2 separate regions of the Homo sapiens genome follow, and region 2 is linked to region 1. A link is a contact called in ENCODE Hi-C data. All regions are on one chromosome and are shown on one strand. Each heading gives the region's core, a stretch centred on a gene start or an enhancer-like site at or near the end of the contact. The rest is flanking DNA. Distances are from core to core; before and after follow the strand shown.

Evidence for each region. A loop is a pair of places that touch in the nucleus more often than their neighbours do. Pooled maps may share reads with other maps.
Region 2: a loop to region 1 is called in a map with no recorded cell type, with 5 times the contacts of the local background. The contact joins the promoter of PPP1R12A-AS2 here to the enhancer-like site in region 1. A Hi-C loop is called at or near these places in 7 of 37 single-sample maps with no recorded cell type and 5 of 50 pooled maps.

The regions. Positions count from the first base shown.
Region 1 is chr12:79,059,070-79,066,049 of GRCh38, forward strand. All of the region lies in intron 3 of SYT1 (synaptotagmin 1), which reads left to right. The region is part of intron 3 of LOC105369863 (a long non-coding RNA gene); the gene reads right to left. Among named protein-coding and RNA genes, the nearest start is that of SYT1, 200 kb to the left of the region's middle. Within about 2 kb of position 4,347, at least 2 of the 41 ENCODE cell types and tissues checked have a DNase peak (open chromatin) inside an H3K27ac peak, as active enhancers do.
Region 2 is chr12:79,685,567-79,692,546 of GRCh38, forward strand. It overlaps PPP1R12A-AS2 (PPP1R12A antisense RNA 2), which reads left to right and starts at 4,466. Exons shown (of 7, transcript NR_187531.1): 1 at 4,466-4,830. It overlaps PAWR (pro-apoptotic WT1 regulator), which reads right to left and starts at 5,398. Exons shown (of 7, transcript NM_002583.4): 1 at 5,306-5,398; 2 at 4,163-4,825. The coding sequence starts at 4,678. RefSeq lists silencers at 4,106-4,625, 5,396-5,695.

The sequences.
Region 1 (6,980 bases), core at 3,097-5,596:
AGGTGAATGGGGGTCAAAGGCACATCTTACATGGCAGCAGGCAAGGGAGCACGTGCAGAGGAACTCCTTTTTATAAAACCATCAGATCTCATGAGACTTATTCACTGTCACGAGAACAGCATGGGAAAGACGCCCCCATAATTCAATGACCTCCCATTGGGTCTCTCCCACAACAGGTGGGAATTATGGGAGCTACAATTCAAGATGAAATTTGGGTGGGGACACAACCAAACCATATCAAGATGTAATAAGCTAGAGATAACTGCTTCATTTTTTCTAAAATGTAAAAGTAAATGTAAAATACATGATTATATAATATTGTTTACCTATATTTTAATTTTAATTCTTTTCAATACCTCAAATGTAAAACCATCCACTCATAAAGTAAATTTTAAGAGTTACCTCTATATGAAAGAAATCGTTATTTGTGTTAGTTATAACATTCCTTATACCTGGCCACCCAAAACAAGAAAATAATCAAGTTTTCAATTTTCAATTTTTTTATCATAACTCTGGATATAAATATAACTAAAATGTTTTCAGTAATAACTCCATGCACAATGATCAAACAAATGCTGTACTTGTTGTGGGCTGGCATCAACAATTATGAAAGTGGCTTGGTAAGGCCAGGCCAGACCTTTGTAACCAGTTATACCAGGCTACTGTTAGACAGCCCCAGATAGCCCATCCCTCTGCCTCAGGGCTTATGGAAACAGTGGATGTTGGTAACTGAACACTTACTCCCTGCTGCATGCTTCCCATGTCATTTCATTCCTGTGAAGTGCATTTTCATATCTATATTTCATAAATGAGGAGACAGATTCTGAAAGGCAAACCAACTTGCTCAAAATAACTAGCTTATATATTTTGAGCCAGATGCAGACTAAAGTCTGTGTAATGCTAAAACCTGTGCTCCTAGACATTATGCAAACTGTTTCATGGGCTTACACTGAAATAATATCTGATGAATTTCTCTTTGCATAAGAGAGTGAGCTCCACAAGTGTGGTAGGCAGAGCATCCTCCTATCTCAGAACCTGACACAGCGAAGGTGCTCAATGCTGGTTGAACCAAAGTGACAACTTGTTTATCCAGCTCTATCATAGCAGTAACTTTACTAAAAGTTCTCTGTTCCCTTACTTTTTTTCAGAAAAGTTATCCACGTCCCCAAACAAAACCTACGTCCCTGTAACAAAAAGCTTTTATTTTCAAGAGCTGTATCTTTAGCCATTTTTTTAATTGTGGTAAAATATATATAACATCAAATTTACCATTTTAACCATTTGAAAGTATACAGCTCAGTGGTATTAAGTACATTCACACTGTTGTTTGATCATCAGCATCAGCCACCCTCAGAATTTTTTCATCTTCCCAAAGTGAAACTCCGTACATATTAAACAGCAACTCCCCATTCCCCCTCCCTGCAGCCCCTGGCCATCACTATTTTACCTTCAGTCTTGATGAAACTGACTATTCTAACTACGTCATATAAGTGGAATTAAACAGTATTTTTCCTTTTGTAACTAGGTTATTTTGTATATTGTCAAGGTTTATCCTTATTGTAGCATGTGTCAAAATTTTCTTCCTAAGGCTGAATAATATTCCATTGTATGTATATATCACATTTTGTTTATCCATTTATCTGATGATTTATTGAGTAATGGAGTTGTCCAAAATGAAATCTTTTTGCCAATTCTTTGATGGAAAGATAAGATGCAAATATAGAAATGCAATGAGTTCATGATTTTTAGAACATCTCTCTTTTTATATCATAAGCCCTAAAATTAATCATGGAAAACTAGTTCAGTTTAGGCAATCAGCAAAAAAAAATAGATGGGCTTAAGATAATTTAGGATTTATGAGTTATAAATATGCCACATTTTAACTACTCAGGCTGGAATTAGCCTGTCTTCATTTGATTATCTGTTTTGATACATTGACTGTTCTTCAGAAGATTCGTGAAGTTAGGGTATTTAAAAATTGCCATTTCTCTAAAATTAAATAGAATAATAGGGAAGGGAGCATTGATTCTAAATAAGAATGCAAATTTATAGCCATCAAGTTTTCTACTACTACCATTTAACTTCTAATCAGCGTATTATGGAATATTCTTGTTCAAGAATTGGTGTCTGAACCTTAAGTCAATAAGAAGGAAATAATCTATACAGTTTTTAGTATTTTCAGCAGTTTTCCTTATGTGCTAACCAATAATTTTTTAGCTGGCATTTATCAATGCCAGAGACACGCTCATATACACATATTATATATCCTATAATACACAGCATTATCCTCTAATCCTCACACTGAAAAGTAGACATCATCACCATTTTACAAATGAGGAAGGAGAGGATCAGAAAGGTTAAGTGACTTTCTCAGTTAATAACTGGCAGAGTTGGCATTTGAGAACAGGACTTCTAGATACAAGGCTGCTGCTCTGTCACCTCACACTTCCCCTACATGTTGTGAATGGTGCTGGGCCACAAAAATGAATGGGACAGTCTCCACCCTGGAAAAATTTATATTATACTGGAATGGATGGGCATTTTTAACTAATTAAAATATAATAGTATGAAGATTAGAAGTTCTTTGGATGCCAGCAGGTAGACATAGCTTAACAGTGCCTGAAAAGCTTTGCAAAGGAAAGGGCATTCCATCTTGGCCTTACATGACTTCCTTCCATGCTGGTTTTCCATTTTAATTAGTAAAGAATTTAGTTAAGCACATGGGATGATTGGTTAAAGTTGAAGCTGTAATGAGATCATGAAGGTTAAATTAAAGTGTTTGAAGTTTATCTCTTAGCAGTGGAAAACAAATGTTTTTATGTTTTCATTCTTGCTACTTTTTTCTGCTTAATCTACCATTCTGTAGAAGCCTTAGTAATAGAACAAGCGAAGGAGAAGAAAAAGATAATTTTTTTAAAAAAGAATCCTTTTATGAGCTTATGCTAGCTTATTTTAATGTTCTTGCATTATAGGCATGATTAAAGATTTTAAGTGTATGACTTTGCATTTTGATCAGAGTTATCATCTCCCTCAAGGCTGCTCAATAACATGATCCATAATGACATTTTGTTGTTATTTTCTGACCTGTTGGGTGAGGCACTAAAGCCAGCTTCCCTAGGTCTATGTAGCTTTAAGTTATTGCAGTGAGGAAATTTCACAGTGCTGTCATGCTTTTGGTTAATACAGTTTTGTGTTTTGCTTGGGAAAGACAATTCTGAGAGTGTCCTATTGATTCAGATGTTTTCTGACAGTAGCTGCCTACCAGGTTTGCCTTCATTGACTTTTCAATGTTCTGTTACAAATAACTTGCATGTACAATTTGATATTGAAAAGCCTAGAAGGTTCCCCACTGTGCATGAAGTTAGAGCAGCCCTGAGCCATGGGGTGGTGAGTGCTTATTATCATTCTGAAAATCATCCACTTGTCCTAGGCTGTTGCCATAAAAGGGTTGTGTTTTCTCTGTTATTCTTTTTTGTTCTCCTGCTTCTTTTATTCTTTCAGACATTCCAATGCACTTCTTATTCTTTAAAAGTTTAAACTTCATTCTTAAAAATTCCCCATGGTGACTGAAACTTGAAATATAAAGTCACAGGTGTTTTCTGATATTTTTGAACACACGGAATGTGAGATGGCTTGGATTGGAAGTACTTATTTTGTTAGTACAATTTAAAAGAATCACTTCTGTGAGATTTTCCTAAAATGATGAATGGTTAGAAATGTTCTTTTATAATCATAATAAAAATAACTACCATTTATCGAATGCCTACCATCTGCCAAGATCTGTGCTTAGCAACTTTCATGCTATCTATAATATTGACAACTCTGTAAGGTAGGTATCATTAAACCATTTACAGATAAAGAAACAAAGACTCTGAGAAGTTAAGTGACTTGTCCAAGACAAGAATGATTACTTCTATCTTTCTAATTGTGGTTGACTTCTACTTATTAAAAATGATGGTAATATCATTTGGGTTTGCAGAGCACGTCACGGTTTACATAGCAGTTTCACATATGCCACCTCCTTTAACCTCACAAAACTGATAACTATATTTTGCATTTCACCTTAATCTTTGTGAGACCATCTTGAGGCTTTAGATCAGAAATGGGGTATGAATTTCCTTGTGCTGAAATATGACCCTTTGTTAAGTTAGCATCATTTGCAAAAATGTCTTCTTTTCTACCATTACTAGTTTATGCTTCTATTTTATCAGGGGAGAAGGCAGCTGGAGAACTTGTCTGTTGATGCCCTTGAAGAGTTTGTGGGATTATGTTTACCCAGAAAATAGTTGCCTGTAGCAAAAGCATAATAATGTTTTTGAGACCCAGCTGCTCTGCCCCTGAAAACTATGTAGGAAATACTTACATAGCTGCTATTTCCTGCTCTCTCCTCCCAGGATCCCAGCCCGTGGCATCTCTGCCTTTCAAAGACATTCCACTGTGCAGTCTGTCCCTATGTCTGCTTGTAAACCAAAGCATAATGTTCATTTACACATAAGTGGAGGAGGGGGAAGGAGAACCTTATAGAATTACAAATAAGATAATATTATAATGGGTAATAAGTACATTTCTGCCTTATCACCAGTATTTCCAAAACCCAATGGCATCAAATTCTCTGAAATAATTTAGGGCTCTGAAATGGGAATTGGGTAAAGAAAATAAGTAAAAAAGTTGTTGGATTCAATAGGGAAAAATAATAAAACAAATACAGTAACAGGTACACTACCCTCCTCTATCCCCCTTGGGAACACCAAAGCAAACCCACTCACCCTTCCAAAAAGTATCATTTCTTTCAAATATCAGAGCTTTGACCCAGGAGTCTGACCTCACTTTTCCTGACCTAACTCCTCCTAGGCGAGATTGGTTTCTCCCTCTCTTCTGTATTCTCAAAGCACCTAGGACATGCCTCTGCTTCAGTATCCATCTTCTCTACTGGACATGAGCAAAATGAGCCCCCTCCTTATCCCTACCATTCCGGAGAACAGTCCATCACTTGGAGCATAAAGCTTAGTGCACAAGTAGATGAATCTATTCAGCCATGCAACAGTACCAGACCTTCTGTTAGTGCTGTGTGCTACACTCAGAGAATGTTTAAAGAAATGAGGAATGAAGAAAGGGAGTGAAGAAGACAGGGAATGTAGGAATGAGAGAGACAGGGAAGAAAAGACTGAAGGAGAAAGGAAAGAGGGAGTAAGGAAGGAAGGAAAGAAGAAAGCCTGGCCCAAGATGTGAATAAGAGTGTAATGATTTCACTTATCACATAGTATTTCACATAATATCTATTGTTTACTTTCAGCAAAGAAATTTATTTTGAGAATATGAATATTTCAGAGGAATAATTCACAGTGGAGATGGGGTAGATAGTTTTGTAGAAGACTAGAAATCAGTTTCTAAATGTTTCTCTTTCCACTAATTTCAAAGTCTATTTTTCTTATTACTAAAATATTTCCACTTTTATATATGTGAAGATAAAACTTTTGCTTACTCCTTAGCTAATGAATTTTATAAACAAACTCTTTTATATGTTTTTATAATATAATATGTGAAATGAGAAGACTAAGGGATTTTACCTACCACCTACATATTACCATATTAAGATATTCCTGAATAAAGTAAACCCCACCATAAATGTGTGTGTGTTGGGGGGTATGATTTTTCTTTTTGGTCTATGAAACAGATTATGCTAATTTACACCAGCACTTCCAATAACAACTAACTATTCTGCACCCCAAACACACACACACACACATACACACACAACACACCCCATCTACTCTTCTCTCTCCTGCTCCAGTACTCTGTAGCATTAGTTTAGTTTCTCTTATTCCCTCAGCCCCACTCTTTAGACAAAAAAATAGAGAGAAAGAAAGAAAGAAAGAAAGAAAGAAAGAAAGAAAGAAAGAAAGAAAGAAAGAAAGAAAGAAAGAAAGAAAAGGAAACCTTTCCTTCTCATTTCTAGGGCTCTAAGGGTTTGCACGCTGCCACTCTACCATTCTTCACACATTCCAATTAGAAACTTAAGGGAGGCCAGCGTAGTGGCTTGTGCCTGTGATCCCAGCACTTTGGGAGGCTGAGGTGGGTGAATCGCTTCAGCCCAGGAGTTTGAGATCAGCCTGGGCAACATGGTGAAAACCCGTCTTCACAAAAATAAAAACAAACAACAACAAAAATAGCCGGCATTATAGCACACACCTGTAGTCCCAGATACTAGGGAAGCTGAAGTGGGAGGGTCGCTTGAGTCCGGGAGGTGAAGGATATAGGCTGCAGTGAGCCTTTAGTGTGCCACTGCATTCCAGCCTGGGCGACTGAGCGAGACTCTGTCCCAAAAGAGAGGAGTGGAGGGGAGGGGAGGAGAGGGGCACAAAGGTGCCATGCATATCAGAGGATGCTTTCTTGTCTGCTTATCTCAAATCTGGCCATACATTTGAATATCAAATAAAGCTGATATTCTCATTTTCTTCCTCTCTACTGAAAAATAATCTATCCCAGTAACAACAGTTAGCAGTCACTGCAGGCAAGATGATAAAGAGGAAAATAAAAAAATCTTGAGGAAAAAAAAAGTCAAGGATGATTTTGAATATTTATTATATTATCTTGAAACCCATCATAATCACTTCACAAATTCTTAATGAAATCTGACCAAAATGTGCTCCCACTATTTGTTGAGATCTATAGGAAAGTCAAAATGATACAATTTCTCATTTTATCATTATTTTTTGTGCACTTATGCGCACAGAAGATACTGTGTGAATTGGTTTGAAGTTTTCCTTCTTTTCACTATCTTATAGCTTAATTGGTAATGAGCAGCAAATTTTAAAAGATTAAAAATTACGGGGGGGAAGGGAAGAGGAAAGTTAGTGCCCTAGATAGAGTGAAAAAAATTACAAAAGAACAAAGTAATTATTCACAAGATGGGAAAAAGATATAAATGAATTGAATTATGAGTCAGACAGAAAAGACCACACACATATATACCCACATGC
Region 2 (6,980 bases), core at 3,216-5,715, 630 kb after region 1:
GAAAAACAATATATCACTTAGGTAAAATCAAAGATTCACATTTTCTGACCACTAGCCAAAAATAAATTTACGTTTTGCCGAGAGCCTGGTGTTCAAAATTTTGCCACTCTATAGGTTAGAGGGTCAGAGGCAATCTCTGAGTCCACAAATTTGACCTGAAATTCTATTCAATTCCATACCTTTACTGTTTTCCTCATTCAGATGTTTAAATTACTTAAGATAATCTTTAATAAAAAGTTATGTAAAAATCTAGGGAAATATGCTGAATAATGAAAAGTAGGTTAATTTTTAAAAACTCCCCTTTCCCTAGATATATACATACACACAAAATACACAAAAATGTTTAAAATATTGCTCTATCAGTTACTTTCTATGTGATCTTGAATCATTTAAGCTCTAAGTCTTCATTTTCTCCTCTGGAAATAGTGATAAACAGTGTAACTACCACATGAGATTGCTGTGAACTTCAGTACATAAAGCACTTTAGCCAACCACTAAAGCTAAACCACTTTAGCCAACCACTATTTTAAAACAGAAGTTTTAAATACTGTATATGTTAACTTTTATACTTAAACCAAAACTTCAGTGCCACCTCTACCTATTCAAAGATTACATTTTCTATGGCACCCATCTCCATTAACCCATTCACACAACCCTACTCAATGGCAGTAACTTCACAAACCCCCTGGAAACAAGTATGTAACTGTCTAGGAAGCTTTCTTCAACTATCACTCCTCCTCCCTGGGTTAGGTACCCTGCTCAGGCACTAAGCTATACTTACTACTCTACTTTTCACATTTCCTTATATTACCTGAGAGCACCTCGTGGGCAAGGCTTATGTCCTATTCATTTCTATACCCAGACTGCAGTCCAACAGTTGTTATCACTGACTCACATTTGAATCAAATGGGGAACTTATAAAAATATTAATGCCTGGGATCCATCCCAGACCCATTCAATATTACAGGGTGGGGTGAAGGGACAAAGAGGGCACGGAATTGAATTAGCATGAGCAAACATTTTTTTAAAGATCCTAACATGCTATCAATGTGCTGCTCAAGTTAAGAACCACTGCATGTCGGTACTTAATATACTATACAAACAATTATGTATACATGTACATATGTGAGAACATATGTAAAAATATACAAGTACTGAAAAGTTTAAGACTCAGGTCAAGATTCTCATCCTCAATAGCTTCTCCCAGCCCAATCATCTCCCCCTTTTAAACACACACTATTTCCAATAAATAGTTACATGCTTCATTAAGATGGCTTTTAAACTGTTAACTCAGTACTTAAATTTTTTCATGTAATTATGCCTTATCCTTCTTCCTAGATTATAGCCTTGCTCCTTGAGAATATACACTGCCGTGTTCTTATTTTCTCCACTGCTTAAGGATAGTGTCTTTAACAGGTATGTAATACACATTTGACTGATCTGATAAACACACACAAAAATTACTGGCAAGAAGTATGCCACGTCCAAATTACCCAGTTCAGGTGAATTACTACCAAAAAATAGAAAATGTAAAAATTTAGAAAAAAGGATATTTTTCTTAAAACTCTTAGTAAATTTTATCTCATTAAAGAAGCTCTGGATAGATCGACTTCAGCCATCACATGCAGTAACCACCCAGTTTCCTACCTCCCAAATAGCTAGTTTCGGTTTTTGACCTGGTTCCTTGCCTATAACTATCTTCTAGTCAATTCTGGTATCTTTAGCTGCTGTCAGATACCTTTATAACAGTATTATATATACACTCTATAACTAGTAAAGTGAGGTAATGAAAGTCACAATAAATGTATCACACAGATGTTTCATAAGTACTTCCTTGAAGGAACTTAATGTTTATCCACCATTAAAACCAGATCTCTACATATGAACTACATGTTAATCTACTAATACAGACTTGGTTGGGAATCATGTCTGAAAATAAGAGTCTTACTCGACATTAGATAAAATAAAGTCTACTTTTGAATATAAAGAGATTGGTCATTTTCATCTTTTTACTTATTTTCATACCCGAAAAATTTGCAAAATATGTATGACTTTTTAAAACAGGGGTGCTAAATTAAATATTACACAAGAAACTCCACAGCAACTGGTATTCTCAATGTTGAAACTACCAGGAGAAATGGCACAATTCTAAAAAAGCAACAATATAAACACATGAAAATGGCTCAGCTTTAAAGTTTTGCATCATATATTTTACCACTATTAAAATAATCTGAAATACATAAGTTGTTTTGAAAAATAAGAAAATATGAGGAGGAGGCGCTCAAGAAGTATGTCTGTTAATTAGATACTGTAGTGAAGCATTACTGTTTTGTTGGGTCCTGCAGCTTGAAACGGACAGAGACATAGTTACCACTAAAAGAAAGCAGTCCTCAATTCCCTATTCAATAAAAAGGTTCAAACTCTACAGACAAAAAAAAAGGTACCCTTGGTTTGTTTGTTTTCAGGGAAGATTAAATTTAGGAGTTGCCAACACCCAAACGAAAAACATTCCAGAGTATTAGACTCCATTGTAGTGGGAAGTCATCTACATTCTCAGCACTATGTTCTCTTACTCAAAGCAGGGGTATTAACAAAAGATGTTTCTTAGGATCTCACAAGATACACTCTACTTACTTCCCCCAGTAAACATTACCCTTGTTTAAAAAAAAAAAAAGTACTTGAAAAATAATTTTAGCACATGCAGCCAGAAAAAAAGTGAAGTTTAACATCTGCCAAGATATTTCCCAAAATAAGACCGCTGTCAGATGAACAATGAGGAAAAGATTGAAAATGACAAATTCTTTTATTTGGATCATCAGCTACTTTTAAAAATCAAGTTGAGGAATGTAGCTTTTCCAAAGCCTTGTCTTCAATTTCCCCTTAATCTTCATATTTTTAACTAAAAAAAAAAAAAAAAAAAACACCTAGAAATTTGATTACCACTCTTACGAATTCCTTCTAAAGCAATTTAATGAATAACAGATCTTTTGTGCAAGTAGCAAACCGCAGAGGACAGTTTTGCTGGCTGATAAAAATCTCTGAAACGCTCATATAAATACGTCCTACAAAGACACACTATGATTTAACAGGTATGGAAATCATAATACTAAAAATTTAGGTATATTTAATATACACCCTAACTTATTGCAAATGCTTCTACTTAAACCACAATTAAAGTTGAGTAAAATTAGAAAGCCAGGAGAAGAAAAAGTGAAAGCTAAACAGTCAATGAGAAAAAGATGCAACTATTTTAGGTGAAACAAGGTAGTTGAACCACTTCCTCAAATCCATGAGCTACTATCAAAGTAATCAAAACTTGTTTGAGATTGTTTTGTCTTGTTTCTGGTAGAGGGAGGTGTGATTATACACTTAGTAAAAATGTTTTACCAGTCACTCTAATGGAAGATGCTGCTACCTGTAACGTTTCGAAAATGCTCCAAACTGCAAACAACCCAAAACAAACAAAAACCCTACCACATGTTTTTCAGACACAGTACTCAAAAAGAGATCGTCTTAGCGAACAGAATTGTGGGTTACTAAATCATCCCTATTGTCCTAAGTATCACTCAGAAAAACACTGTGTGTTTAGGAGCACAACTTATAAACAGCTGATTTATATATAAAATAGTGCACGTATTCATTTGGATATACTCATCTTGAGCTCACTGTAAGATAAAGCTGTCTTGGATATTGCTAAGGCAACATTTTCTTTACAGATGTTATTAAACATTGGTAAGAAAGGAGAAATAAACTGGTAACTTCACATGGGCACGTGAGACCCTAGAGAATGTCGTCACCATTAATCAATTTTTCTAACTGATCAAGCATAAACAGCCAAGTCCAGGTGGCCAAGTCAGCCAAGTCCAGGTGGGCAAGTCCTGGAGCCATAAGTTGTCTTTCTACCACGGTAAAAAAGGATCCTGGATCTGAGACCTGGCCAGGAAGCCTGAAAAGCACGTGTCCTACTCTGAGTTTGGGGAACTTCCCAGGAAGCATTTGTTCAGAGTAAAACTCCATCACCCCCTGCCTGCCTAACTCGGTGAAGGGACAAGTACGAGCCAGGGGAGGTAAACTCTGCGCCCCGGGTAGCTCCCAGGAGGAAGACACCGGGAGGCAGCTGCCCGCCCCGGCCCGGTCCGGCTGCGGCCCCCGCCCGGCTCACCTCTGCGGCAGGGATGTTGACCACGCCGGTGGAGCGCCGCTTCTCCCGCAGCTTCCTCTTCTCGATCTGCCCCTTGCCTTTCCTGGCACTGGGGCCCGAGCTCTTGCCCTTCTCTGGGACGCCGTCCGGCTCCTCCTCGTCACGCTGGGGCGGCGGTGCAGCCGAGGCAGAGGCGGCTGGGGGCTCGTCCTCCGACCGCCGCGGGCCGGGGGCCGCCCGCGTCAGCATGGCGGAGCCGACCGCGCAGTTCACGCCCCCGGGACCGGGGACGGCAGGTGCGGCCGGCGCGCCGCCCGGGAGGTTGTTGTTGAGCTCGTTGGCAGCGGCGGCCGCCGGGGTGCCCAGAGCCCCCGCGGGGGGCTTCCCAGCGGCGTCGCTGCTGCCCCCTCCCGGGGGGGCCGGGCCCGGGGGGTTCTGCTTGGCGCGCATCTTCTCGCGTTTCGCCTTCCACTCCTCCAGGAAGTCTGTGGTGCTGCCGCCGAGGCCGCTGCTGGTCCGGTAGCCACCGGTCGCCATATTCCCAAAGGGGCCGGTCGGGCTCTCACCTCAGGCCGCCCACCAGGGCTCCGGCCGCTGCCTCCTCTTCCTTCCTGCGGCCCCGAGGATGCCAGGAGACGACCTCCAGGAGAGGGACGGCCGCCGCTCCCACAGCAGCCGGCGGGGCTGAGGTGAAAGACAAAAGGGGGCGGGTAAGGGAAGCGTAAGATCCCCGCCCGACCCAAGGGTCTGCCCCCGGGCTGCGCCCCTTGGAGTCCTCGAGCGCGCCCACCAGTCACTACCGGCCAGCAGCCGCCGGGTCCCCACCCTGCAAAGTTTCTCCCACGCACCTACAGTACGGACCCCGACGATCGCCGCCCCTAGAAGGGAGGAGAGAGGACTGACCCCACCCCCAAGTCGGCCCGCCCGCCCCATCCCCACCAAGGTCCGCGCCGGCGGCGGTCGAGATACTAGGGCTAGACCCGCCACCTGTCGGCTCGTCGTATCGCCTGCTCCGCGCTCTAGCCACCGCCGGTCCGAGGTCCCCGTCAGCTACAACCCCACTCCCAAGGCGAGGCGCGGAGCTCCTAGCCGGTTCGCAGAGGAGGCGGGGACCCAGCTGTCCCGCCGAGCGTGGAAAGGACCGGGTGTGAGCGAGCGCCTTACCTTGGAGGAGCTTGTAGGGGACGAGGCGTAGGGCTGGGATCCGGCTCCCAGGTGTGCCGAAGCTGGCGCGCGCTCTTCCGCCGCGCGGAAAGTGCCGCGGCAAACTCGCGGTGCGGAGCTCCAGGCAATCCCAGGACAGGAGGGAGGGAGAAGAAGGAGGGAGGGAGGGAGGGAGGGAGCCAGGGGCGGGAAGGGAGCCGAGCGGCGCCGAAGCACGAGCGGAAAAGGCCGAGGCGGCGCGCGAGGGGCGCGGCGCGCGGTGGGAAGGGTCGTGGCCGCTGACGCCCCGCCCCCGGCGCTCAGGTGCGCGGCGTCGCGTCCGGCCCGCCGCTGCAGCCTGCCCTGCGCCAGCCGTCCTCTGCCCCGCTCCCGCCGCAGACCACAGCGCGCCCGCCGCGCTCCGCCCGCGGCCTGCGAGTTAGACGGCACATTCCTGGGCTAGCAGCTTCGCGGCGTCCGGCCTCCCGGCGCCTCCGACTCCGGGGCGGGAACGGCACTCCACGCCCTTCTTGCTTGTCTTCTCCGCCTCTCTCTTCTCCCACCACTCTTCCTTTTAAGTACAAGACCGTATTATTTGAGAGAAAGTCTCGAACGCTGCTGGCTAAGGGGAAAAGTGCGATAACTTGTGATGATTCAGGGAATGACTAGACAGGATGGGAAAATACCCACGTGTCTCTTTTCCTAGTCGCTGCTCCCTTTTCAGATGTACTAGGGCAGCGGGCAGGAGAATAGAAAGACCTGAGACAAACCCAGCACCCTCCTTCTAAGAAAACTGCGGTGCCCTGGTGAAAAGGGTTGGCTAAGAGGAAGGACTTACTAGTATCTTAGGGTTGCGGGAGAAAAAACTCAGTTCGACAGTTTATTGTATTGGCGATTCCAGTCTTGGAGTTTTCCCCTTAACCCTGTCTCTGCCTCTCCTCTTTACAGAGAATGAATTTAGCAGCAAAGCTCCCTACCAAAGTACTAACGCTGCACTGATGCTAATTTGAGATGAGCTGGGGCAGTGATTGTCTCTATTTTTTCATTATTAACATGCCAGAGGCTTATCCTCTGATGCAAGTCATCTGAAATTTCTGGATCAGAGCGGGGTGGGCTGTCACTGACGCACCTAAGACTGACCTTTCTATATCCAAGTAATGTCAGGGCACATCATTGTGGGAGGCTACAAATGCCAGGTCTCCATTTTGTAAAAAAGTAGGAGAGCCCTAAGTCACGCTCTTACCTAACATAAACCTTTCTTCCTACTTAATATTCCTGTTTTGCCCAGGTAGCACATGATGAGTGAGCAATCAGTGTTTGCCTGCCACAGAACTGGGAACAGAAGAAAGTGATTCACATGCTCTATATTTCTCAGGGAAAGACAGTTTTGGTCTTTGGTCTGGCTGTTGTGGGAAACGTATGGCGAGAGCTCTGGAAAAATCCTTAGAAAATTAAAAGCTTTTGTTGGGAATAGGTCTAAAAGGCTGAGCGGCTGTTTACCTAAGCTAGTACCAACCCCAGTGTGCCACCTGAAGTTTCTCAATTACATATTCATTAGTTTGTTTTCTGAGTTTTAAGGAGAGTAAGGGAGGCTGGGACATTAAACGTATTCACATTCATATGCTTTGTAACTTATCAGAGGACTTTTCTCCTGGAAGGGCTGCAGGATATAGTGGAAAGAGGGTATAGTCAGCTA